3 separate regions of the Homo sapiens genome follow, and all the other regions are linked to region 2. A link is an interaction called in ENCODE POLR2A ChIA-PET data of the cell type or tissue named here. Cell type or tissue: CD4-positive, alpha-beta T cell. All regions are shown on one strand. Links, peaks and the distances in the headings refer to the core of each region. The heading gives the core; the rest is flanking DNA.

What was found. ChIA-PET counts read pairs that join two places held together with the same protein. Peaks named below come from ENCODE experiments on the same cell type or tissue, not always from the same donor. Only the 100,000 strongest peaks of a DNase experiment are listed, where the experiment ranks them.
Region 1: POLR2A ChIA-PET joins it to region 2 with 19 read pairs; 16 of 35 experiments call an interaction of 5 or more read pairs at or near these places.
Region 3: POLR2A ChIA-PET joins it to region 2 with 10 read pairs; 10 of 35 experiments call an interaction of 5 or more read pairs at or near these places.

The regions. Positions count from the first base shown.
Region 1 is chr5:139,479,982-139,487,706 of GRCh38, reverse strand. STING1 (stimulator of interferon response cGAMP interactor 1) reads left to right here and starts at 4,949. Exons shown (of 8, transcript NM_198282.4): 1 at 4,949-5,157; 2 at 5,405-5,497; 3 at 6,003-6,229; 4 at 6,365-6,548; 5 at 6,809-6,917. The coding sequence starts at 6,003. It also overlaps the pseudogene LOC101059986. RefSeq lists enhancers at 797-1,297, 2,424-2,924, 4,777-4,896, 4,907-5,036, 5,557-5,786 and a silencer at 6,389-6,683. In CD4-positive, alpha-beta T cell, for the core only: no CTCF peak of the experiment used is centred there; DNase peaks (open chromatin) are centred at 5,046, 5,166 and 6,226; H3K4me3 peaks cover 2,534 bases; H3K27ac peaks cover 2,472 bases.
Region 2 is chr5:139,561,619-139,569,691 of GRCh38, reverse strand. It overlaps UBE2D2 (ubiquitin conjugating enzyme E2 D2), which reads right to left. Exons shown (of 7, transcript NM_003339.3): 1 at 7,877-8,073. The coding sequence starts at 7,900. Among named protein-coding and RNA genes, the nearest start is that of UBE2D2, 4.3 kb to the right of the region's middle. RefSeq lists enhancers at 1,193-1,694, 3,958-4,097, 4,288-4,387, 7,188-7,307, 7,398-7,447 and a silencer at 7,918-8,073. In CD4-positive, alpha-beta T cell, for the core only: no CTCF peak of the experiment used is centred there; DNase peaks (open chromatin) are centred at 4,061 and 5,841; H3K4me3 peaks cover 2,569 bases; H3K27ac peaks cover 3,381 bases.
Region 3 is chr5:139,706,724-139,714,796 of GRCh38, reverse strand. It overlaps LOC124901085 (a long non-coding RNA gene), which reads right to left and starts at 4,895. Exons shown (of 2, transcript XR_007058963.1): 1 at 4,823-4,895. RefSeq lists silencers at 3,323-3,402, 3,893-3,992, 4,713-5,082 and enhancers at 4,273-4,322, 4,567-5,557. In CD4-positive, alpha-beta T cell, for the core only: no CTCF peak of the experiment used is centred there; DNase peaks (open chromatin) are centred at 3,286, 3,966, 4,586, 5,676 and 2 weaker places; H3K4me3 peaks cover 2,639 bases; H3K27me3 peaks cover 702 bases.

The sequences.
Region 1 (7,725 bases), core at 2,726-7,725, 84 kb after region 2:
CAGGCTGGTCTCGAACTCCTGACCTCAGGTGATCCATTTGCCTCGGCCTCCCAAAGTGCTGGGATTACAGGCATGAGCCACCGTGCCTGGCCTTTTTTTTTTCTAGAGATGGGGTCTCCCTGTGTTGCCCAGGCTGGCCTTGAACTCTAGCCTCAAGCAATCCTCCTGCTTCAGCCTCCCAAAGCACTAGGATTACAGGCATGAGCCACTGTACCTTCACCTGGTGTCTTCATAACAAGAAAGGCTATGTGAAGACAGAGACACAGAAGGGAGAATGGCACGTGATGAAGGAGGCAGAGGTTGGGTCCAGACACACCTGGGACTACCAGAAGGTAGAAGTGGCAAGGAGAGATCCTCCTCTAGAGCGGGAGTCCCCAGTCCCTGGGCCTCGGACCAGAACTGGTTTGTGGCCTGTCAGGAACCGGGCTGCAGTGGGCGAGCGAGCATTACAGCCTGAGCTCTGCCTCCTGTCCGATCAGTGGCGGCATTAGATGCCCATAGGAGTGCGAACTCCATTGTGAATTGCACATGCGAGGGATCTAGGTTGCATGCTCCTTAGGAAAATCCAACTAATGCTCGGATGTGAGGTGGAACAGTTTCACCCTGAAATCATCCCCCTTCCCATCCATGGAAAAATCGTCTTGCAAGAAACCAGTCCCTGGTGCCAAAAAGGTTAGGGACCGCTACTCTAGAGATTTCAGAGGAAGTGTGGCCCTACCAACACCTTGATTTTGGACTTCTAGCCTCTGGAACTATGAGAGAATAAACATCTGTTGTTTTTAGCCACGAAATTTGTGATACTTTGTTATGGCAGTTCTTGGAAACTAACAGAGACCCCTCCACATGCTTACTTGCCCCAGCTGCACCAGCCATTGCTCTGTTCCTCCACTGCCTGGCTCCTTCCCACTCCAGGGCCTTTGTGTGTGCTGCTCCTTTCAGAATGTTGCACACCCACCCGCCCTCCATCACTCCCATCCTCCTTCCAAACTCAGGGTAAATCGCTGCCTTCAGGGAAACCTGACCCTGGGTATTCCAATTTCCGCTCACGGCAGCAGGCTGAGTGCATTCCTTGTAGCCCTGCCACATCTGTAGTTAACTACTTACTCATACAGTTGTGTTCTGCCCATTTCCCCTGTCCAGCTGTAGGTGCCATGACAAGTACTGACCTGGCACGTGCACCAGCAGTCCTATCCCATGCAAAGCACGGTACACACAGGGATAGACTGCATGGATTAAGGGTGTGCGGAAATCCTGGCCTGGCACTGGAAGGCCCAGGCTGTGGGGCCTCTGCTCCCTTCGCAGCCTGCACTCCTTCCCGCACCCTGCAGGACCTTTCTCTCCAGGCAGGCCAGGCTAGGCTGGCTTCCCGGCTTCCCTGGACCCCACCATTCCCACTCCTTTTGGCCAAGCCCCAGCTTACTTTATCTGAATGACCTGGCCTCAGTGCCTTCTGCGCCTGCAAGGTCTGCATTAGAGCAGGTTCAGACTCAGGGAAATGAGCCCAGAGTAGCAGGTAGGGCAGAGGGGAGGGAGAGGGGACAGACGGGAGTGGAAGGAGGTCTTAAGACTGAGACAATGTTGGGATTCTCTCTCTCTCTCTCTCTCTCTCTCTCTCTTTTGAGACTAGGTCTTGCTCTGTCACCCAGGCTGAAATGCAGTGGTGTGATCATAGCTCACTGCTGCAGCCTTTAACTCCTTGGGCTCAAGCGATCCTACTGCCTTGAGCTCCCAAAGCACTGGGATTACAGGCGTGAGCCACTGTGCCCAGCTGGATTTTCTTTACGGCATATTTTAAACATTAAACAGGTCAGGCATGGTGGCTCACGCCTGTAATCCCAGCACTTTGGGAGGCCAAAGTGGGAGGATCACGAGGTCAGGAGATCAAGACCATCCTGGCCAACATGGTGAAACCCCGTCTGTACTGAAAATACAAAAATTAGCTGGGTGTGGTGGCACGTGCCTGTAATCCCAGCTACTCTGGAGGCTGAGGCAGGAGAATTGCTTGAACCAGGGAGTCGGAGGTTGCAGTGAGCTGAGTTCGCACCACTGCACTCCAGCCTGGCGACAGAGCAAGACTCCGTCTCAAAAATTTAAAAATAAATAAATAAATAAACATTAAACAAATGATACATGTTCAATGTAGGGAAAAGAAATCTTAGAAAACATAATGAGCAAAAAAGGACAATAGAATAAAAATCACCCATATTCCAACTGCACAGAGTAACCTTTGTTAGAACTTTGTCATATATTCTCCTGGATCTTTTTTTTTTTTTTCTGAGATGGAGTCTGCCTCTGTCGCCTAGGCTGGAGTGCAGTGGCACGATCTTGGCTCACTGCAACCTCCGCCTCTCGGGTTCAAGCGATTCTCCTGCCTCAGCCTCCCAAAGATGGCCTCGATCTCCTGACCTCGTGATCTGCCCGCCTCAGCCTCCCAAAGTGCTGGGATTACAGGCATGAGCCACTGCGCCTGGCCTTCTCCTAGGTCTTTATGTGAGCCTATTGTAGAGGAGAGAAAGTGTAGGGAATTCCCTGCATTGTTAGGGCATGATTTTGAAAAACCAGAGTTTCCAGGAAGCCTCATTGCTCCTCTGAGGCCAAGGCATCTATCAATGTGTGTCTTCCCATGTCTGGTCATGATGTGGGGAAGGGTTCAGGGCGAGGACCCCTCTGACCTGGACAGGAATGAACTACTGCTGCTCTGCGGGTGCCATCCTAGCCTCACTCTCCAGGCCTGCCCCTTCTTTGAAGCAGCTTACTGCAGCCAGAGACACTTCCCACCCCAAGGGAACTCAAAGCTTGTGTCAAGGCCAAGGAAAAATTCCCCCTCCGCCCTCTGAAGGCTTGCTGAAAATCACTGACAAGAGGCAGATTAACAGGAGGAAAAATATACAAATTTATTTGATCAGAGTTTTATGTGTCACAGAGGCCTTCAGAATGAAGACCCAAAGACAGAGGGCAAATTGTCTATTTTTACGTTTAGGTTCATTAAAGTATGGACACCCTTGTTGAAATATAATTGGACAGAAAGGGTATGCTCTAATGCTAATAGAATGAGTGGGGAAACCCAGCCTCGCCCGTCTGTCTAGATTCTTCTTGGCCTCTCTGAGCGTGTGTTCCTTCTTTCTGAGTGTGGGGCAGGGCCCTCTCTGGAAGGGGGATTTTATAATCTACACTCAAACAATGTAGGTCAGACCTTCCCTTCCCTTCCCTTCCCTTCCCTTCCTTCCTTTCTCTCTCTCTCTTTTTCTTTCTTTCTTCTCTTTTTTTTTTTTTTGAGACGGAGTTTTGCTCTTGTCGCCCAGGCTGGAGTGCAATGGCACGATCTCGGCTCAGTGCAACCTCCGCCTCCCAGGTTCAAGCAGTTCTCCTGCCTCAGCCTCCCAAGAAGCTGGGATTACAGGCATGCGCCATCACGCCCAGCTAATTTTTTGTATTTTTAGTAGAGATGGGGTTTCTCCATGTTGGTCAGGATGGTCTTGAACTCCTGACCTCAGGTGATCTGCCTGCCTTGGCCTCCCAAATTGCTGGGATTATAGGAGTGAGCCACTGCACCCGGCCTTTTTTTTTTTTTTTTTTGAGATGGAGTTTGACTCTTGTTGCCGAGGCTGGAGTGCAGTGGCATGATCTCGGCTCACCGCAAGCTCCGCCTCCTGGGTTCAAGCGATTCTCCTGCCTCAGCCTCCTGAGTAGCTGGGATTATAGGCACCCGCCACCACGCCCAGCGAATTTTTTGTACTTTTAGTAGAGATGGGGTTTCACTATGTTGGCCAGGCTGGTCTCGAACTCCTGACCTCAAGTGATCCATTTGCCTTGGCCTCCCAAAGTGCGAGGATTACAAGGATGAGCCATTGCGCCTGGCCTATTTTTTTTTTTTTTTTTTTGAGATAGGGTATCACTCTGTCACTTAGGCTGGAGTGCAGTGGTGCCATCACAACTCACTGCAACCTCTACCTCCAGGGGTCAAGTGATGCTCCCACCTCAGCCTCCCAAGTAGCTGGGACTATAGGCGTGTTCCGTCATGCTTGGCTAATTTTTTTTTTTTTTTTTTGTAGAGATGGGATCTCCCTGTGTTGCTTAGGCTGGTCTCAAACTTCTGGGCTCAAGTGATCCTCCTGCCTTGGCCTCCCAAAGTGCTGGGATTACTGGAATGAAATCAAGGCACAGAGCAAGCTGGGCTTTGGAGCAACCCACCAGGCTTCAAGTCCCCACTCTCAATTACTTAAACCAGTTATTTCACCTCCCTGAGCCTCGGATTATCCATCTATAAAATGGGGCTAGAATTATACCTACCTGACAGGGTGGCTGGTGAAATGATATACAAGTGAAGTGATATATGCAACACTTGGCATAATGTCTGGAACAAGGTAAACACTTTATTATTATTATTATTATTATAATTTAGGTTGATGCATGGGGATTTTATAACCTACACTCAAACAATGTAGGTCAGATCATTTTTCTTTTCTTTTCTTTTCTTTTCTTTTGAGACAGTCTCGCTCTTGTTGCCCAGGCTGGAGTGCAGTGGCCTAATCTCTGCTCACTGCAACTTCCACCTCTCAGGTTCCAGCGATTCTCCTGCCTCAGCCTCCCAAGTAGCTAAGATTACAAGCGCCCACCACCACGCCTGGCTAATTTTTGTTTTTAGTAGAGATGGGGTTTCACCATGTTGCTCAGGCTGGTCTTGAACTCCTGACCTCAAGTGATCCACCCATCTCGGCCTCCCAAAGCGCTGGGATTACAGGCATGAGCCACTGTGCCAGGCCTGCAATTACTTTTGCTCCTACCTAATATCATCCCCACAACCGCCTTCTGGGCAGAAACCGGCAGGCTCTCTTGGAGAAGTCACAGGCGTGGCCATTTCCTGCAAAGAGCCAAACCCCCATTCCTCTGTGCCCCTCCTCTCCCACCAAGTGCTTTATAAAAATAGCTCTTGTTACCGGAAATAACTGTTCATTTTTCACTCCTCCCTCCTAGGTCACACTTTTCAGAAAAAGAATCTGCATCCTGGAAACCAGAAGAAAAATATGAGACGGGGAATCATCGTGTGATGTGTGTGCTGCCTTTGGCTGAGTGTGTGGAGTCCTGCTCAGGTGTTAGGTACAGTGTGTTTGATCGTGGTGGCTTGAGGGGAACCCGCTGTTCAGAGCTGTGACTGCGGTGAGTGTTTCTAAACACCCTTGGTTTGGGGGTAGCAAAGGGCAATGGAATGGAGGCTTTCTCAAACCTCACCCCTGACCCCAGGACTCAGGCCCAGCTCATCAGGGCTTTGAGGGAAGGTTCCTACCTCCCTTCCTGAGGAACAGGAAATACCCTCCTTCCCAGCACCAGTAAAGCTGCGGTTTGGAGAAACGCCAGGGCTAGAGTGTTGTGGAGAAACCAATCGTTGTTAACATCTCATTTTCAGGCTGCACTCAGAGAAGCTGCCCTTGGCTGCTCGTAGCGCCGGGCCTTCTCTCCTCGTCATCATCCAGAGCAGCCAGTGTCCGGGAGGCAGAAGGTAGGCTCAAGATCAGCCTGGCAGAACGCCAAACCTAGGGCCCCTGGCACCCAGAGGCGAGGGGGTGCCTGCTGGCTGCCCTGTCCCCACTCCCTGAGCTCTGTTTTCCACTTTGTTGACTAAGGTCCTCCCTGGGGTGGGTTCCGGGGACAGGGGAACCCAGGTCCCCAAGGGTTCTTGGTTGGGTACGGCTGCACAGGACAGCTTCAAGTCTGGGTCTGGGATAGTTGCTGCCTTCTTTCTTCACCACACCTGTGGTCTCCCTGGGTCTTGGTGGGGCGTGTATGTGCAGGCCCTGCTCTGTTTTCAGCAAACCTCGCTGAGACAGGAGCTTTGGGGTGACTTATTCCCAGCCTGCCTCCTAGAGGTGTCTCTAAGAGCAGCCTCTGGGAGTGGCTGGGCACCAGGGAAAGGGGAACTGGGAGGAAGTGCCCAGCCAGAGCCTCAGTCCCAGAAGGGCAGGAGGGCAAGGGGAGAATGGTCATGGATTTCTTGGTGCCCACAGATGCCCCACTCCAGCCTGCATCCATCCATCCCGTGTCCCAGGGGTCACGGGGCCCAGAAGGCAGCCTTGGTTCTGCTGAGTGCCTGCCTGGTGACCCTTTGGGGGCTAGGAGAGCCACCAGAGCACACTCTCCGGTACCTGGTGCTCCACCTAGCCTCCCTGCAGCTGGGACTGCTGTTAAACGGGGTCTGCAGCCTGGCTGAGGAGCTGCGCCACATCCACTCCAGGTGACTCACTGCAGTACCCAGGGACGGGGTATCCAACGTGTGTCACTCCCTTGATGCCTAGCCCTGCCCCTCCTTGAACCTCTCTGGCTGAGCTGGGCTGGGGGCTGGGGTCTGGGGTCTGGCTGTCACTCACAGGTACCGGGGCAGCTACTGGAGGACTGTGCGGGCCTGCCTGGGCTGCCCCCTCCGCCGTGGGGCCCTGTTGCTGCTGTCCATCTATTTCTACTACTCCCTCCCAAATGCGGTCGGCCCGCCCTTCACTTGGATGCTTGCCCTCCTGGGCCTCTCGCAGGCACTGAACATCCTCCTGGGCCTCAAGGTATGACACAGGGGGAGGTAGAAGCTCTGGCCAAGTGGTGGCTGTGGCTGGTGTGACCTGCCCTGAGCTGAGTACTGGGAGTGGGACTGGTTTAAAGGCTGGAGTCCATGGAGTAGAACCTATAATGTCCTGGAACAGTGGGTTTGGCAATGGCAAAAGAGGGATCAAGTCAGGAGCAGGTTGGGAAGCCTTGGAGGAGGAGGAGGAGTTCTCTGGGTGTCCTTGATGGAGGCCCCCCAGCCACATCCTGCTGTCCACAGGGCCTGGCCCCAGCTGAGATCTCTGCAGTGTGTGAAAAAGGGAATTTCAACGTGGCCCATGGGCTGGCATGGTCATATTACATCGGATATCTGCGGCTGATCCTGCCAGGTGGGCCATCCTCTCTGCCCCCATTTCTCGATCTACAAAACAGACACTAAGACACACAGCCTCTTGTGTTTCTAAACACACAGAACTCACTATATTTTTCAAAGCATTTTCATGTCTACCAAATCCTTTAATCCCAAGGCATGAAGGATGTTGCTATGATGCCTAGTTTGCAGAAAGGAATATGGGGCTTAGAGCCATTAAGTGACTTGCCCAAGGTCACTTGTGAATTCTTTTTTTTTCTTTTTGAGAAGGAATCTCCCTCTGTCGCCCAGGCTAGAGTGCAGTGGTACCATCTCGGCTACTGCAACCTCCTCCTTCCAAGTTCAAGTGATTATCCTGGCTCAGGTTCCCGAGTAGCTGGGATTATAGGCACCCACCACAACGCCCGGCTAATTTTTGTATTTTTAGTAGAGACAGGGTTTCACCGTATTGGCCAGGCCGGTACAAACTCCTGACCTCAAGTGATCCGCCTGCCTTAGCCTCCCAAAGTGCTGGGATTACAGGCGTGAGCCCAGCTGTAAATTCTTTCAATAAATATTTACTGCATGCTGTGTGCTCTCATGTGCCTTTTCTAATTCACACCCTATGAGGAAGGAATAATCTTTATTCCTGTTTTATTTTATTTATATATTTTTTAAAAAGAAGAGGGTTTTGCTATGTTACCCAGCCTGGTCTCAACTCCTGGGCTCAAGCAATCCTCCTGCCTTGGCTTCCCAAAGTGCCGAGATAACAAGCAGGAGCCACCAAGCCCATACCTATTTTAGATTTTTTTTTTTTTTTTTTTTTGAGACAAAGTCTCACTCTGTTG
Region 2 (8,073 bases), core at 1,087-6,086:
TGCTAACATTTTATGATTCTATTACCCAAAATCTCACTTGACTCTGCAGACAGAAGAACAAACACTACTTTATTTCCCTATATTATAGTTTAACATGATTTTGAAGGTTTGCCTGGAAATCTAACCATCAAAACTTTATTTCTACAGACAAAACAAGTGTGTTTCTGCATTTCTGGGATGAGGCTGCAAAGGTTCCTGGTAGCATGAGGCATGAGTCAGATACTCCTATCCTGGGAACTGCCTAGGATATTTTAAGAGAAATATACAGAATTGGACCTTGTCAAAACCTCTTCCTTGTCAGTCATCAGTACAGTAATATACACTGGGAGACTTCAGAGAAAACCTAGATTTATTAACAGTTATCCTCGATGGCTGTTTGAATTATATTTAAATAACAATCTAGTAGAGCCAAAGAAAGTGCCTTAATTCAATGATCTTTTGTAAAGGAAATAAAAAATACTTTTTTAGTGGGGAAAAAAAAATTCCCAGAACTTATGTGAAGAAGCTCACCTTTTGGAGTAAGAAGGTATCCAAGATAGAACTATCCAAGATAGAACTAATTTAAATAGCCATATTCAGACAACCATTTATTAAAGTTCCCAATACTCCACAGGACTACCTGTTAATTCATCATTTTGATAGGAATTCAATCAGTCCTTACCTCTAATATTAATCTAATATATGGTACCACACCTCTAGTACAGTATTTTTTTTTCTTTTTTGAGACGGAGTCTTGCTCTGTTGCCCAAGCTGGACTGCAGTGGTGCGATCTCAGCTCACCACAACCTCCACCTCCCGGGTTCAAGCAACTCTCTGCCTTAGCCTCCCCAGTAACTGGGATCACAGGTGCTCACCACCATGCCCGGCTAATTTTTATATTTTTAGTAGAGACAGGGTTTCACCATCTTGACTAGGCTGGTATTGAACTCCTGACCTCGTGATCCACTCACCTCGGCATCCCAAAATGCTGGGATTACAGGCGTGAGTCACCGCGCCCGGCCTACAGTATTTTTTATTTTCATTTTTTTCTTTTTCTAGACAGAGTTTCGCTCTGTCGCCCAGGCTAGAATGCAGCGGCGCGATCTCCACTTACTGCAAGCTCTGCCTCCCGGTTCACGCCATTCTCCTGCCTCAGTCTCCCGAATAGCTGGGACTACAGGCACCTGCCACCACACTGACTAATTTTTTGTATTTTTAGTAGAGATGGGGTTTCACCGTGTTAGCCAGGATGGTCTCGATTTCCTGACCTTGTGATCCACCTGTCTTGGCCTCCCAAAGTGCTGGGATTACAGGCATGAGCCACAGCGCCCAGCCCGGCCTACAGTATTTTTAAGCAATTTTTTTTTTTTTGAGATGGAGTCTCGCTGTTGCAAAGGCTGGAGTGCAGTGGCGAGATCTTGGCTCACTGCAACCTCTGCCTCCCAGGTTCAAGCAACTCTCCTGCCTCAGCCTCCTGAGTAGCTGGGATTACAGGTGAGTGCCACCACACCTGGCTAATTTTTGTATTTTTAGTAGAGACAGGGTTTCACCATATTGGGCAGGCTGGTCTCGAACTCCTGACCTCAGGTGGTCGGCCCGCCTCAGCCTCCCAAAGTACTGGGGGATTACAGGCATAAGCCACCGCACCCAGCCTAAGCAATTTTTTAAAATACAGTACTGTTCAGCGTTACAACTACTTTCTTTAAGATCATGCTTCGGTAACTTCCCAATCTCAGACATTTTCAAAGTGTATTGTCAGTCTACAGAGAAACTCAAAACATGAAACAGATCATAATGGAAGAGTAATACATAAACTTCTACGGGATCAATGTATTTACAAAACTGGTTTTCCCAAGACCTCACACAAAACCATACAAAAGGCGGGGCACAGTGGCTCACGCCTGTAATCCCAGCACTTTGGGAGGTCGAGGCGGGTGGATCACTGGAGGTCAGGAGTTTGAGACCAGCTTGGCCAACATGGTGAAACCCCGTCTCTACTGAAAATACAAAAAGTAGCTGGGCATGGGGGTGCATGCCTGTAGTCCCAGCTACTCGGGAGACTGAGGCAGGAGAATGGCGTGAACCCAGGAGGCAGAGCTTGCAGTGAGCCGAGATTGTGCCACTGCACTCCAGCCTGGGCAACAGAGCGAGACTCTATCTCAAAAAAAAAAAAAAAAAAAAAACTTAGCAAATTGGCTGGGTGCAGTGGCTCATCCCTGTAATCCCAGCACTCTGGGAGGCCAAGGCGGGCAAATCACCTGAGGTCTCAAAAAAAAAAAGCAAGTTAATTAGAATTGTATTTAAAAACTACTTAAGGCCGGGCACGGTGTCTCATGCTTGTATTCCCAGCACTTTGGGAGGCCGAAGCAGGTGGATCACAAGGTCAGGAGTTCGAGACCAGCCTGGCCAATATGGTGAAACCCCGTCTCTACCAAAAATACAAAAATTAGCTGGGCGTGGTGGTGCGAGCTTGTAGTCTCAGCTGCTCGGGAGGCTGACGCAGGAGAATTGCTTGAACCTGGGAGGCGGAGGTTGCAGTGAGCCGAGATCATGCCACTGCACTCCAGCCTGGGCGACAGAGCAAGACTCCATCTCAAAAACAAACAAACAAGAAAACTTAATCTTACATAAAGCATTACTTTCAAACTTTTAAAAATACAGAAAGTATTGTTTAAATGACTTAATCTTTTTACACTCCTGATTACTTAATGAACCCCAATCCCTGGTTACTTTAATCCACATACTAAACTGATGTCGACCAAAAATGCGTATTTTGTTGTTCTTTTTTTTTTTAAGTTGAATCGGTTGCCAAAAAATCTGGATTTGTGGCTTCTCTTTTTTTTTTGAATGGAAGATATTGCAACACTGGGCCCACAGATTTTAGCAATAGCAACATTTGCAGGGAGCTGGTTAGCAGTTGCCCTCATCTGATAGCACATGCATTTTCTAGCTCCCTCAAGTTCTCTCTGCTCACTTTGGTACCTGCCTGGCTTTTATAGACATCAGAGTTTGAAATCTTTTTGTTTGTTTGTTTGTTTGAGACAGGGTCTCACTCTGTTGCATAGGCTGGAGTGTAGCGGCTTGATCACGGTTCACTGCAGCCTCTACCTCCCAGGCTCCCGAGATCCTCCCACCTCAGCCTCCCACCTAGCTGGGACTACAGCCATCCACCACCATACCCAGCTAATTTTTTGTATTTTTTGTAAAGACCATGTTTCGTCATGTTGCTCAGGCTGGTCTCGAACTCCTGAGCTCAAGCGATCTGCCCACCTGGGCCTCCCAAAGTGCTGGGATTACAGGCGTGACCCACTGTGCATGACCCACTGTGCATGACCTGAAATCTTTATTTCATTGAGAACTTTGTCTTGAGACGCCTTAAAAGAAGCTAGCCATAGGCCGGGCACAGTGGCTTACACCTGTAATCCCAACACTTTGGGAGGCCGAGACGGACGGATCTCCTGACGTCAGGAGTTCAAGACCAGCCTGGCCAACAGGGAGAAACCCTGTCTCTATTAAAAATACAAAAATTAGCTGGGCATGGTGGTGAGTGCCTGTAATCCCAGCTACTTGGGAGTCTGAGGCAAGAGAACTGCTTGACCCTGGGAGCCAGAGTTTGTAGTGAGCCAAGATCATGACACTGCACTCCAGCCTGAGCAAGACTGCCTCAAAAAAAAAAAAAAAGAAAGAAAAAAAATCTCTATCACAGAAATAGATCAAGTGATAATCCTGGCATTACTTTGTTTGAAAGCTATGTATGCCAAACGTTATCTGCAACTAGTAGGACACCATTAAAATGTACAATGCACTATTACTGTTAAGAAAAGCTTTTAGTATCCAACTCTGGTCAGTCTTCAACTCCTCAAAGAATCAAGATATTTATTTAGCCTTTTACCCTTCCCAAGAATAGAGAAATTAACCAAATACTTCAACATTACAGCACTCTAAGAGCACCAAAAAGCCTCCTACATCTGTATAGCAAAAGTAAAGAAGAAAAACAGGAAGCAAGTCAGAAAGGTCTCCGATCAGCCAAGGAAACCACACAGTTCACAGAGCACATGAAGCCCTCTTCAGTCAAGAGCCTACTGGATCTTATTTTAGACACAATTTTAATAAGCTCTGTGATCTGGTTTCTTAGCCCACAACAGATGAGATGCAGCCAACTGGAAAAGGGCTGGGGGTGGTGCTGCTAGAGGCAGGCACTCAAAGCATCAAAATCAAGGCTGAAGACCTAAAAAGTCAGCAGAAAACCTTAAAACATAGCAGGGTGGGGCCATGTGGTGTAGATACCAACAATCCCAAAGGATCCCAAGCCCTGCCCAGAACTACACACAATGTTCATAATGACCCTCTTTGCTATGCTCTGCTTATAGTATAGGTCAGGGGACCTTAAGATGTATATCAAAATAAAGTCCATCAAAAGCTTTTTCCAAAAAAGACATGGCATTTCAAAGACTGCCAAATTCACAGACATGAATAGCGTCCCTCTGTCAAAGAAACAAGATATTGAATTCCTGAAGATGTCACATGTCAAATGTAGTTTTTCTTAGAAAAATCTTATCAGAACCCAGATGTAGCAACTCATGACATTTAAGTCAAGAAGGTATTTAAGTAGAATTATTTTTTCAGGGAATGATAATTGGGAAGGTTCAAGATCAATTATAGAAGCCAAGCAATGGGGATTCCACTGCAGACACATTACTAGGACAGAAGATAAGATAGAACTGATCTTATCCATGCCTAGGAAGTCAGCTATTCAACTTAAAATTGTGGTACAAAGAGTTTGGAAAAAAAAAATTAATCTCCATTTTGTTTTCACAATCTTTTTGAGTGGTATACCAAAATAAACTTCATTTTTCTTATCACTAGCTGTCTCAGAGAAGTCAAGCCATACTTTGTGAAGAGCTCTAGGGAATAAACTAGGGGAAAATGGTTAATATTGAATTCTAAAAGTTCAGGCCAGGCCAGATGACGTGGCTCACATCTGCAATCCCAGCACTTTGGGAGGCCAAGGTGGCAGAACACTTGAGGTCAGGAGTTCAAGACCAGCCTGGCCAACATGGTGAAATCCCGTCTCTACTAAAAATACAAAAATTAGCTGGGCATGGCGGCGGAGTGCCTGTAATCCCAGCTACTCCGGAGGCTGAGGCAGGAGAATCGCTTGAACCCAGGAAGCGGAAGTTGCAGTGAGCCAGGATAGCACCACTGCACTCCAGCCTGGGCGACAGAGGGAGACTCCGTCTCCAAAAAAAAAAAAGTTCAGGCCGGGCACGGTAGCTCACGCCTATAATCCCAACACTTTGGGAGGCTGAGGCAGGTGGATCACCGGAGGTCAGGAACTAGAAATCAGCCTGGCCAACATGGTGAAACCCCGTTTCTACTAAAAACACAAAAATTAGACAGGTGTGGTGGTGCGTGCCTGTAATCCCAGCTACTCGGGAGGCTGAAGCAGAAAAATCACTTGAACCCAGGAGGTGGAGGTTGCGGTGAGCTGAGATCGTGCCATTGCATTCCAGCCTGGGCGACAAGACTGAAACTCTATCCCCCAAAAAAGTTCAAATTATTTCTAAACTTGATTTTATTAAAAAAATCTTACAAAGGCATATTTTAAGGAAAATCTATTCTAGAAAATATGTAGCAACTCATAAGAAACTATATTACCAGAGCAAGTATTATTAATTAAAACGTATGTTTTGTGTCAAAGAGATAGTTCCCTCTCTGAAAAAGTCCGTTACACATATAATTCAATGTAGAGATTAAAGTCTACATTTCTTTTTTTTTTGAAAGGGAGTCTCGCCTGTGGCCCAGGCTGGAGTGCAGTGGCGCGATCTCGGCTCACTGCAAGCTCCGCCTCCCCGGTTCACGTCATTCTCCTGCCTCAGCCTCCAGAGTAGCTGGGACTACAGGAACCCGCCACCAAGCCCGGCTAGTTTTTTTTGTATATTTTAGCAGAGACGGGGTTTCACCGTGTTAGCCAGGATGGCCTCGATCTCCTGATCTCGTGATCCACCCACCTCAGCCTCCCAAAGTGCTGGGATTACAGGCGTGAGCCACCGCGCCCGGCAGGTCTACATTTCTTTATCTGTAAATTATTACACATTATACCCACTTGCTCTTTCTCAGGTTATAAAATAAGAGGACAAGCTTCTACAGGTATTTGATAACTTCCCAGTTAGATTCTATAAGGACCTAGCAATTCCTAAAAGCCTTTAAAATACATATGTATATATTTTTTTTGGATGACTACTCCTCAGTGTGCTCCCCTGCCCCTTAAACGGTTCTTTAAGACATCTTTGCTTAAGGTTCAAGCTTCTTTATGGTATTTAACAAATACCATTTCATTTTAGTACAAGATTTATTGTCTAAAATCTGCCCTTCTTCATTTGTTAGAAATCAGAGTCAAAAGAAGTTAAGGAGCTAACCTAATTATAGTAACCAATGGGACTGATTCCACACTGTCTTTGAGCAAAAATGAAATGAGGACCAACCGCTGAGCTGAGGTGTTTAAATCATCAATCTGTATTCTGACTTAGTTTAAGACAAGCTAAAAACTGGTTCTCTTCCTCTTGCATCCCCATCCCATCATTCAGAATGGATAACCCCAGTACCTACTTCTAAGTAGCTACAGGTATAGGCCGTGTGCAGTGGCTGATTGATGCCTGTAATTCCAACACTTAAGGGAGGCAGAGACAGGAGGCTAGCTTGAGCCCAGGAGTTCCACACCAGCCTGGACAACACGGCAAGACCCCGTTCTCCACTAAAAGGAAAAAGATGTATTGAAGAAAAAAGTAGCTACCGGTTTAATATAGCCAATCTGAGTAGCCAAGTGAAACACCAAACAGAAATTAATAGTGGTGCCTCCCTACTTCTAAGAAAAAAAACATGAAAGTGGCACTAAGAGGTTACAACATCAGAAAGGGAAAAAAAATAAATTTTAAGCCAATCTTATAGTCTAGATGTATTATTAGGAAAACCTCCTTATTGATAACTAAATAACCCTTCACTTTAAAGAGCAAAGAAATCCTTTTTAATACAAAATCTAGTAAAACCCCTTCCCAGTTAAGAGTCTCGGTAAACATATCACCTAATAGCGTCAAGTCCATTTTGCGAAGAGGCTGTGAAAGGAACTTTTGTATAATTTCTCTGGTGGTTTTCAATGTTCAGGTTTCTACCTCTACCTTTGCCAATGTACAGCTTTTCTATTAGATCCAATCCTGCAAAACGGAAGTGTTAGTTTCTAACTACATACAGCAACCTCAAGGAATAAAATGATTCTCCCTCTACTTCCCTCCTCCCTCATTAAGTCACCTTTTTTTTTTCTTCTGAACTTCCAACTCTTAACAGTTTCTGGACAAGCAGGGTGGACCGATGTGTGCTGCCACCCAAGAGGTAAGTGAACTCAGGATATACTTGTGGATCGGGCAAAACGGCTTCCTCTGTCAGCCCGAGCTCAGGCGGTTTTGTGGAGGGAGCTAGGGCAGGTGTGGGAGGAGGGAACAGAAATGGGGCGAGAAGCCCTTTCGACCTCTGTCGAAGGGGCCGCCCAACGCCCCAGCGCCCCCCTCGGCCCCAACCCCGCCATCCTGGCCCGACAATGGCCCTCAAGTGCAGCGGCAGTCCCAGACTGGAGAGAAGCCCTAAGAGTCCACACCATGCGGGCCTGGAAGGGCAGCCGGGGAGGAACGCTGAGGCCGCGAGAGCACCTCCGGCCTAAGCGCGGGCTGCGCGCCGGGGCCTCCACGGGCGCCATCACTGGGAGTGGGGTATGGAGGCCGCCCCGAGGGGCCAGCACCGGCAGCAAGATCCAAGGAGGCCGCGAGCCCGACGGAGACTACGGCGGGAAGTGCAGGCCGCAGCCTGCTCAGCTGGCCAGCAGCGCAGCCGACCTCCGGCCGCTTACCTTGTGGATTCTCTTCAGAGCCATGGTGGGAGGCGGGTGGCGGCGGCCCCCGGGGCGGGGACGGGGGCGGGGAAGGGACGGGGAAGGGGCTAGGGAGCCTGAGGCCGCCTCGGCGATCTCGGTCGGCAGGAGAAGATGGAGAGTTGAGGAAAGCGGGTCCGGCGGGACGGGCTGAGGGCCGGGGCCCACTCAGCTCC
Region 3 (8,073 bases), core at 1,207-6,206, 140 kb before region 2:
ATTATGGTTATTATTCACCATAGGTTACTCACTTCCATATACACTTATACAATTACTCACATATTCCAGACAATACTGTATTGTATACCTCCCAAGTACCAAGCATGTGAGCCTTGAGATTAAACAGACTTCTCTTATCTTGGGGGACTTGACAATAAACAAAGATAGCCCTATTCTCACGGGAGATACAGTTTACATACACACGAATTCGCTGATGGAAGAGCAAATGGCTGTGGGTTTGCCCATGTGTGTGCATTTGTTACTGTGTGTGTGTACATGGTGTTAATGTATGCATGGGTGCATCAGGGTATCCATGTGCAAGTTAGTATGTGTGCATCTGGATATCCAAGTGTGTACCTGTGTGTACCTGTGCATGCATAAGCATACACGTGTGTTGTACATGTGGTGGTATAGCATATGTGCACATGTACGTTAGCATGTACATGAATATGCATGTGGGGGCATGAGAACATATGGGCCAGTATGAATCTGGGTCAGTGTGACTGAGCATGGGCAGATGTGCAAGCACGCGTGAGAAGAGTAGGGTCCAAAGCTGGTGCCCTCTGCTGCCTACAGTCCAAGAAGGAGCTCTATGAGGTCATCTTAGCCTCAGCCACCTGGCAGCCTCAAGTGGACAGACACCCCTTCCCCAAGTCAAGTTAGAATGCTCCCATGCCAGGCCGGGCGCGGTGGCTCACGCCTGTAATCCTAGTACTTTGGGAGGCCGAGGTGGGTGGACTGCCCCAGCTCAGGAGTTCAAGACCAGCCTGGACAACACGGTGAAACCCCGTCTCTACTAAAATACAAAATATTAGCCAGGCATGGTGGCGTGCGCCTGTAATCCCAGCTACTCGGGAGGCTGAGACAGGAGAATCTCTTGAACCCAGGAAGTGGAAGTTTCAGTGAGCCGAGATCACACCATTGCACTCCAGCCTGGGTGACAGAGTGAGACTCTGTCTCAAAAAAAAAAAAAAAAGAAAAAGAAAAAGAAAAAGAAAAAAGAATGCTCCCATGCCAAGGCATCTGCCCCAGGATCCTCCCCAGTGCATAGTCTTGGTTTTCAGTTAGTCCTTCCTGTATTCTGAAACCAGCAGTCCCAAATATCCTGAATGAAACAGACATCAGCCCTAGATTCCAGGCACACATTAGTACTATGTCCTCACTCAGCTCCCCTCAACCTATCTTTCCAAAGAGGGAAGTGGGATTCCACATTCCAAAGGCTGCTCCAATTTGGGTGTCCTATTCCTGCACCCCACATGCTCAACATCACACTCCCTGTCCCCCACCACCCAGGGTTCAGGGGCCTAATTTACCCGGGCACTTGTACCACCATCACAGAACCTGATGCTTCATAGAGAAGTAAGGCTGGATATGGGTCTAGGAGAGGCAAGCCCTCAAGTACTAGCCAGGCCAGTGCCCAGTGGGCATCTGTAGCTCCAAGTGGCAGCTGTGAGGGGACACCCAAGGGTGAAAGAGACCTAAGGCACTGGGGCTTGGGGTAGGGAGTGGAGTCCCACAGATGAGACCACACCCAGGGGACTGACCCCTACCCCACTCTCACTCTTCCCTGCCCAGGACCTGGTAGACCCCTAAAGGACAAGACTTGGAGAACCAGAGACATCTGGGCCAGACTCTCCTCTACCCCAAAACTAAAGTCTGAACTACAAATCTGAGTTCCAATAGTTTTAATAGTGATGACAATGACGACAGAGGCTCACATATATCATGCAGTTACTAAGTACCTGGACCTACACTCAGCACTTTCCATGCACTGTCCCATAGAAGCCACACATTGTTTTGGTGGGGTTAGGGACCATCAGTGTTACCCCCATTTTACAATTGAGGAAACCAAGGCTCAGTTTGGGTCATCTGCCCTCCAGCATGCAGTCAATTAGTGGCAGAGCCAGGATTTAAGCTTGGTCCTCCTGAGTCCAGAACCCACACTCTCAACCACCAAGTTCCTACCTTACTGAGTGATCCCTCTCTCAATCTCCCATTGTTCAGTGACTTGCTAGACTCCATCACCTCCGATTTCTGTGGGACTCCCAATATGCCTCTCAGTGAGGGTGGCAGCCTTCCCTCGGGTCTCGTGAGGTGTGCAGATGACAGGACCACTCCAGACCCACTAAATCAGACTCTCCACACTGGCCTGCCCCCTCCTCCTCACATCTGCGTGCTCACAAGGGCAAGTGGTCTGCTGTGCACCAGGATTTGAGAATTCCTGGGGTGGTGGGATCCCTTGGCCAGAAAGAAGCTAGGAAAAGGTGAAATGCACACTCTCCCCCAAGCCCTTCTGGGGAAACTTCAGGTCAGAAGACTGAGGATGCCCTGAGGCCTGGCTACCATTCCTTCCTCATCAAATGGGCAACATTAATGGGGAGACGATCCATGAATTCCAGAGGTGTTGCCAATTATGGGGGTGGGGAAAACGAAATGAGTTCTGCCCAATCACCTCCCTGCTATCCCTGAGCCAGAGGGGCACAGATCCTCCCCTTTAATCCCTCCCCCGCCTCCCCCGACCCCCGCCAAACTTGAGTGGGGTGGGAGCAACCAGCACGGTTTAGGGGAGTGGGCCATGTCGGGCTAGAGCGACAGGAAGGTGGGAGCCCCTCGTAGACAAAGACTGACCCCAGCCAGGCCGGCTGGCCAGCCAGCCCATCCCCACCCCCCTGCGGCAGGCAGCTTGGCAGGGCTGAGCGCCAGCTCCTCGCTCCAAACCGAGTTCCCGCCGAGCGTGCTTAATGCAGCGGCAGTGACATTTCTGCCTTCAGAGGCAAAAACAGGAACCCGGCCATTTTGATGAACGGCGCCCAGAGCGCTGGCGGGAGACAAGGAGGGTCAGGTTCTGACTCCTGCACCCCCGGCTGCCCTAACCGGCTCACCCCTGCCAGGCCCAGGGATCAAGCCAGAGAGAGCGACACGAAACCAGGGTCACCAGACCGACAGGGAAGCTGCTATAGAACCCCCACCCTCTTGTATAGGTGAGGAAACTGAGGCCATAGCGCTGACACTAGCCAGATGCAGGGAAGGCAAACGGAAGGATTAAGAAAGCCCCAGAAGGATGCCTTGAGGAATGTCGGGTAGGAGCGCTCGTCTGAGGAGCTAGAAGGCTAACTCCAGCCCGCTACAATAGCCCACCCCAAAGGAGTCTGCACACCTGGAACCCACCCCTACGGCGCGCCCTCATGAGGGCGCTCCCAGCGCCTCTAACCCTCCAAGTAGCGAGAGGGTTAAGCTTCCTCGCAGTACTTGCCGCAGTAAGTGGAAAGGAAAGAAGTGTCAACTCTGTTCTCACCACAGCGGGGCTGTCGGATGGCACCTCCCCCCGCCCCGCGCACCCCGCCCGGCCTGCTCCCCCGCCCTCCCCTCGGAGCGCGCGCGCACACACCTCCCACCGCTTTGCCCAAATTATTTTCGATCCCGGGAGACTCCGGATGCCAGACGCGCTCGGCGGCGGCGGCGGCGGCGGCGGCCGCGCCTGATTCATTGCGCCAAAGCTGCAGATGCGACCTCCCGCCTGCGCCCGGTGCCCCGGCCCGCGCTGGGCTGCGCGCGCCTGGAGAGATGGGGGGCAATTTGTAGGCGCTTCCCCCCCACACAAAAGAGGCGGGTCCTGGCCCCCCGGGGCTCTGTCCCCCTGTCTCCAGCTCCCTGGGCTGCGCTAATTAGCTTCCTCAGGGGGCGCCACGCGGCGTGAGGGGCGGCAATTTCCCGGCTGGGCTGCGGGGGAAGCGCTCCCGCCGCCTGGGAAGGTGAAATGGGAAACTCGATTCAAAGAGAGCTTTCCTCCCCCCTCCCGCCAAGCGCCGTAGAAAACGGGTTTGAAATTCCTCCTCCTTTTTTTTTTTTTTTTTTATTTATAGTGCACGGTCTCCATGGCAACCGCGGAGGAGGTCACGGTAGCTGGGCCCCCGCGCGTCACCCCGCGCCTCGCCGGCTGCAGGCGCCGGGATTGCGGCCTCCCAGGCGCCGCGGCCCGCGTGGACTCAGCTCCGAGTTCTCCGCCCCCGCTCCGCCCTGCTCGCGGCTCAGGCCCCAGCCATATGACTCTGCCAGGTCCCAACCGCGAATGGCGCACCTGGGCACCAGTGCGCTAGGCTATACCTCTGTCCCCGGGCTCTAACACGCGGGACTGCACCACGAAACACGTGCCCAACCCCAAGACAAGAACACGTGCGGCAAGACGCCGCCAAGGGGCTCTCTGCATTCGTGGATGCCCTGGGTAATCGACCTATATTGGCGCACAACTGCAGAGCTCTTGCTAAGACGCGACCACCCGAGGCTAACAACGCTGGCTTTGGAGTCAGAGCCCAGCCCCGCCTCGATAACTTACTAGCTGTGTGACTTCGGCCAAGTCACCACCTCTCTGCGCCTCAGCTTCCTCATCAGCAAAATGGAATTGTTGTGAGGCCTAATTGATACAAAATACGTTCAACGCCTATCATGGTGTTTGGCACGTGGTTCTGAAAATCTGTGGTTGGAGTTATTTCTTCTTGGCTGTGAAAGCCAAGGCCCTAAAGACTTTGAATAGGGGCGCGCGCTTAGCCCGGAGGCTAGGAGTTCCGCCTCGGGAGCTCCCCAGCACCTCAGCCTAGGCGCACAGGCGGCTAGTGGGAGGCGCGTGCGGGCTGCTTAGGGACTGGGCCAGCCTGGGGCGCGGCGGGCGGGGTTGCAGTCTCCAGAGCTCGCCACGTCCGCACCCGGAACCCTGGAAACGGGGCTCCCAGAGGCTCCCCCGCTACCATCCCCCCGCCCCCCCACGCCCGTCCCAGCACCATTAGCAACAGGCCTGCCCGCCCGCCCTCCTAGGCTGAGGCCGCACCTGACCCACCGGATGGCGGCTTCTGGGCTGAGCCGTGCCCCCCAGCGTGCACACTTCCTCCCGGACCCCCAGCGCCCCGTCGAGTGCACAGAGGGAGGGGATCGGGCCGCCCCCGCCCCGCCAGCTTCCCACAGCCAGAGCTGCCCGGAGCCGGGGAGGCAGGAAGTCTCAGAGCCGGGGCGTGGAGGCGGGGTGGGGGCAGGAAGTTGGGGGTGACTCTCCCAGAGACCCCAGACAGGGCCCCGGCGTGGGAGCGGGGTGGGCGGGCACGTAGGGATTAAGGGCGCCCCCCTCCTCTGTAGCCTTAGGCCATGTGACCCCGGCTGGAACACCCTGCAGGGTGAGGGCGAAGGCCGCTACCTCTGGCGACCCCCAGCAGCGCGCACAGGGAGGGAGGGGCCGCCTTTGTCTACTTTGCCGCAGAGGCAGCCCCCCACAACCCCTCCCCTCAGCGCCCCGCCGGGCCCTGCACAGCCCGGGTTTTCCATCCGGCCCGGCTCGGCTCGGCAGCTGTCAGGGGACCGAGCTGACCTTCGCGAGCAGGGAGTTTCAATTAGCCGCAGATCAGATAAGCGGGCGGGCCAGTCTCTCCGGGCACCGCGGGGGCGCAGCCCCGCCCCCGCCACGCCGCGCCAAACGCGCTCCAGATGGGAACAAAGATGAGGACGCAGCTCCACCTGCCTCCCCGGGGAGGGGAAGAGGAGGCCCCGCCGGGAGGACCTTCCCACCAGGGGAAGAGGTCGCGCGCCCTACCCTGCCCTGCCCGTCTGGGATTCCAGGGTCATGGGTCTGGCCAAGATGATCTTTGCGGTTCTGCTTGCCTCCTGCACTGAGGAGAGGTGCCTGCTGCACTGACCTCATCCCCGGGCGGGCGCCGTGCCCTCCCTCTCCCGGAGGGAGCGTTTTGCCATCTCTGATCTCATCCAGAGCCTCCCTGGGAGGCTGAGAGAAGGCAGAGCCCAACAGAAAAAGGAAGCTGAGGCTGGGACTTCTTGATCCAGGTCACACCAACTACATATTGTTCAGATGTTTACTGAGTGCCTACTACGTGCTAGGCACTATTTAGACCATGGGAACACGAGAGCACAGTCTTGTCCCCAGCCTCCCAGAACTTGCGTTCTAGTCACGTTCAAGTAAACAAATAGTTGACCATGATCACTTCAGAGAGCATGAGGAGCCATGAGGACATTAAAGTAGGTCATGTGAGACTGACTTCAGGGAGGGGTCCATATGAGCTATTGTCGTCAGGGGAGGCCTCTGAGGAGAAGACATCTGAGCTGGAGCCTGAAAGACCAGGAAAAGCCAGCCAAGCAAAGGAGAGGGGGCAGAGCATGCCAGGCAGAGGGCACAGCAGGCACAGAGGCTCCAAGGCTGCAAAGGCTCCAAGGCTGCAAAGAACGTGCCTCTTGAAGGTGAGGGGAAGGCCTTTGTAAGCCCAAAGGGTATGCCTATAGGGCTGGGCTTTGCAGGCCCCCTGAGGGGCCAGGGTTTATGCAAAGTGCCATGGCAGCCTTCAGTGGGTTTTAAGCTGGGAGATCTGACTTAAACTTTTTAAAGATCCCCCTGGCCACCCTGTAGACCAGTGGAAAGGATCAAGCAGGGAGACCTGGGAGGAGGGGCTGGGGGTTGGGATAGCGAGGGAAAGATGGTGGTGGAGAGGTTGCTGGCTTAGAGATATTTTGGCAGATGAATTGGATGTGTGGGTGAGGTAGAGTGATAGAAGTTTGCTGAAACAGGCCGGATTTGAACCTAGGTCGGTCTTTGGGAGCATGGAGGCCCAGCTTAAGAGGTTAAGGATAAAGCTATGGAGCAAGAAGCCAGGGTTGAAATGCCAGTAGTGATATTTACTAGCTGAGTGACCTTGGGTAAACATTTAGATCAATTTCCTCAAGCATTTGAAAAGAAAAGGATGGGATCATAATCCAGATTGTCATTGTGAGGTTTGAGTATGATGTAAGGTGGAAGTGTTTAGCATTGAGCCTGGGAGGAGTAGGTGCTCTATAGATGTTGGCTGTTATTGTGGGGGTTGTTGCTACTCCACCCACCCCCACACACCTGCCTCTTAGTACCAGAACAGTCCTCAACACACAGCCTGGCCTTTCCACCCGACCTCTGGCTTTGTTTTCATTTGCTAAGGGTAGAAGCTCCTCCTCCCATCAACCACTGCTCCCCTCACACACCTTTGTTTGGAAGGCTGTTTGAGGGGGTGGAGGTCACTGGGAAGAGACCGACCCAGTCCTTGTTCACTAAACCGTCTGCTGGGATCCTCCTCATCTCAGGACCCTAACTCTCCATCCTCTGGTTACAGTAAGAGTTGCTCAAAGGTCTCAAGGTGAGCCCTCCCCCACTGCCTGCCTGAAGAGTTGAGACCATTCAGTTATCACGCATTCAATCAGTTGAGTGACCCTCCAGGGCCCAGGGTAGTGGTGGGGACAGACAAAAGCAAATGCAGGCCCTGCCCTCGGGCAGAGGCCTAGACTCTTTCCTGAATTGCAGTTAGTTATGGCATTTTAGGCTCTAGGAGCTGAAGGAGCTGAGCAGGGCAGGTAGAGGGGTCGGGGTGGAGGCCTAAATTACAACTCCCATTTATGGAAACTTTACCCAGGGCCAGGCACTTTGCTCTGGTCCGTGAATGTCACACATACATGTCATCGAGTCCTTACAACCACCCCATCCACCCCATGAGATTGGTACAATTTTTTGTTTTTGTTTTTCCGAAAGAGTCTCGCGCTGTCACCCAGGCTGCAGTGCAGTGGCGTGATCTCGACTCACTGCAACCTCCACCTCCCAGGTTCAAGTGATTCTCCTGCCTCAGCCTCCCAAGTAGCTGGGATTACAGGCATGCACCACCATGCCTGGGTAATTTTTGTATTTTTAGTAGAGAGGGGTTTCACTATGTTGGCCAGGCTGGTCTTGAACTCCTGACCTCATGATCCGCCCGCCTTAGCCTCCCAAAGTGCTGGGATTACAGGCTACAGGCATGAGCCACCGCGCCCAGCTGGTTTTTCTTGTTTGTTTGTTTATTTGTTTGTTTTTGAGATGGAGTTTTGCTCTTGTTGCCCAGACTGGAGTGCAATGGCGTGATTTCAGCTCACTGCAACCTCCGCCTCCCAGGTTCAAGCGATTCTCCTGCCTCAGTCTTCCGAGTAGCTGGGATTACAGGCTCCTGCCACCATACCCGGCTAATTTTTTTGTATTTTTAGTGGACATGGGGTTTCATCATGTTGGCCAGGCTGGTCTTGAACTCCTGA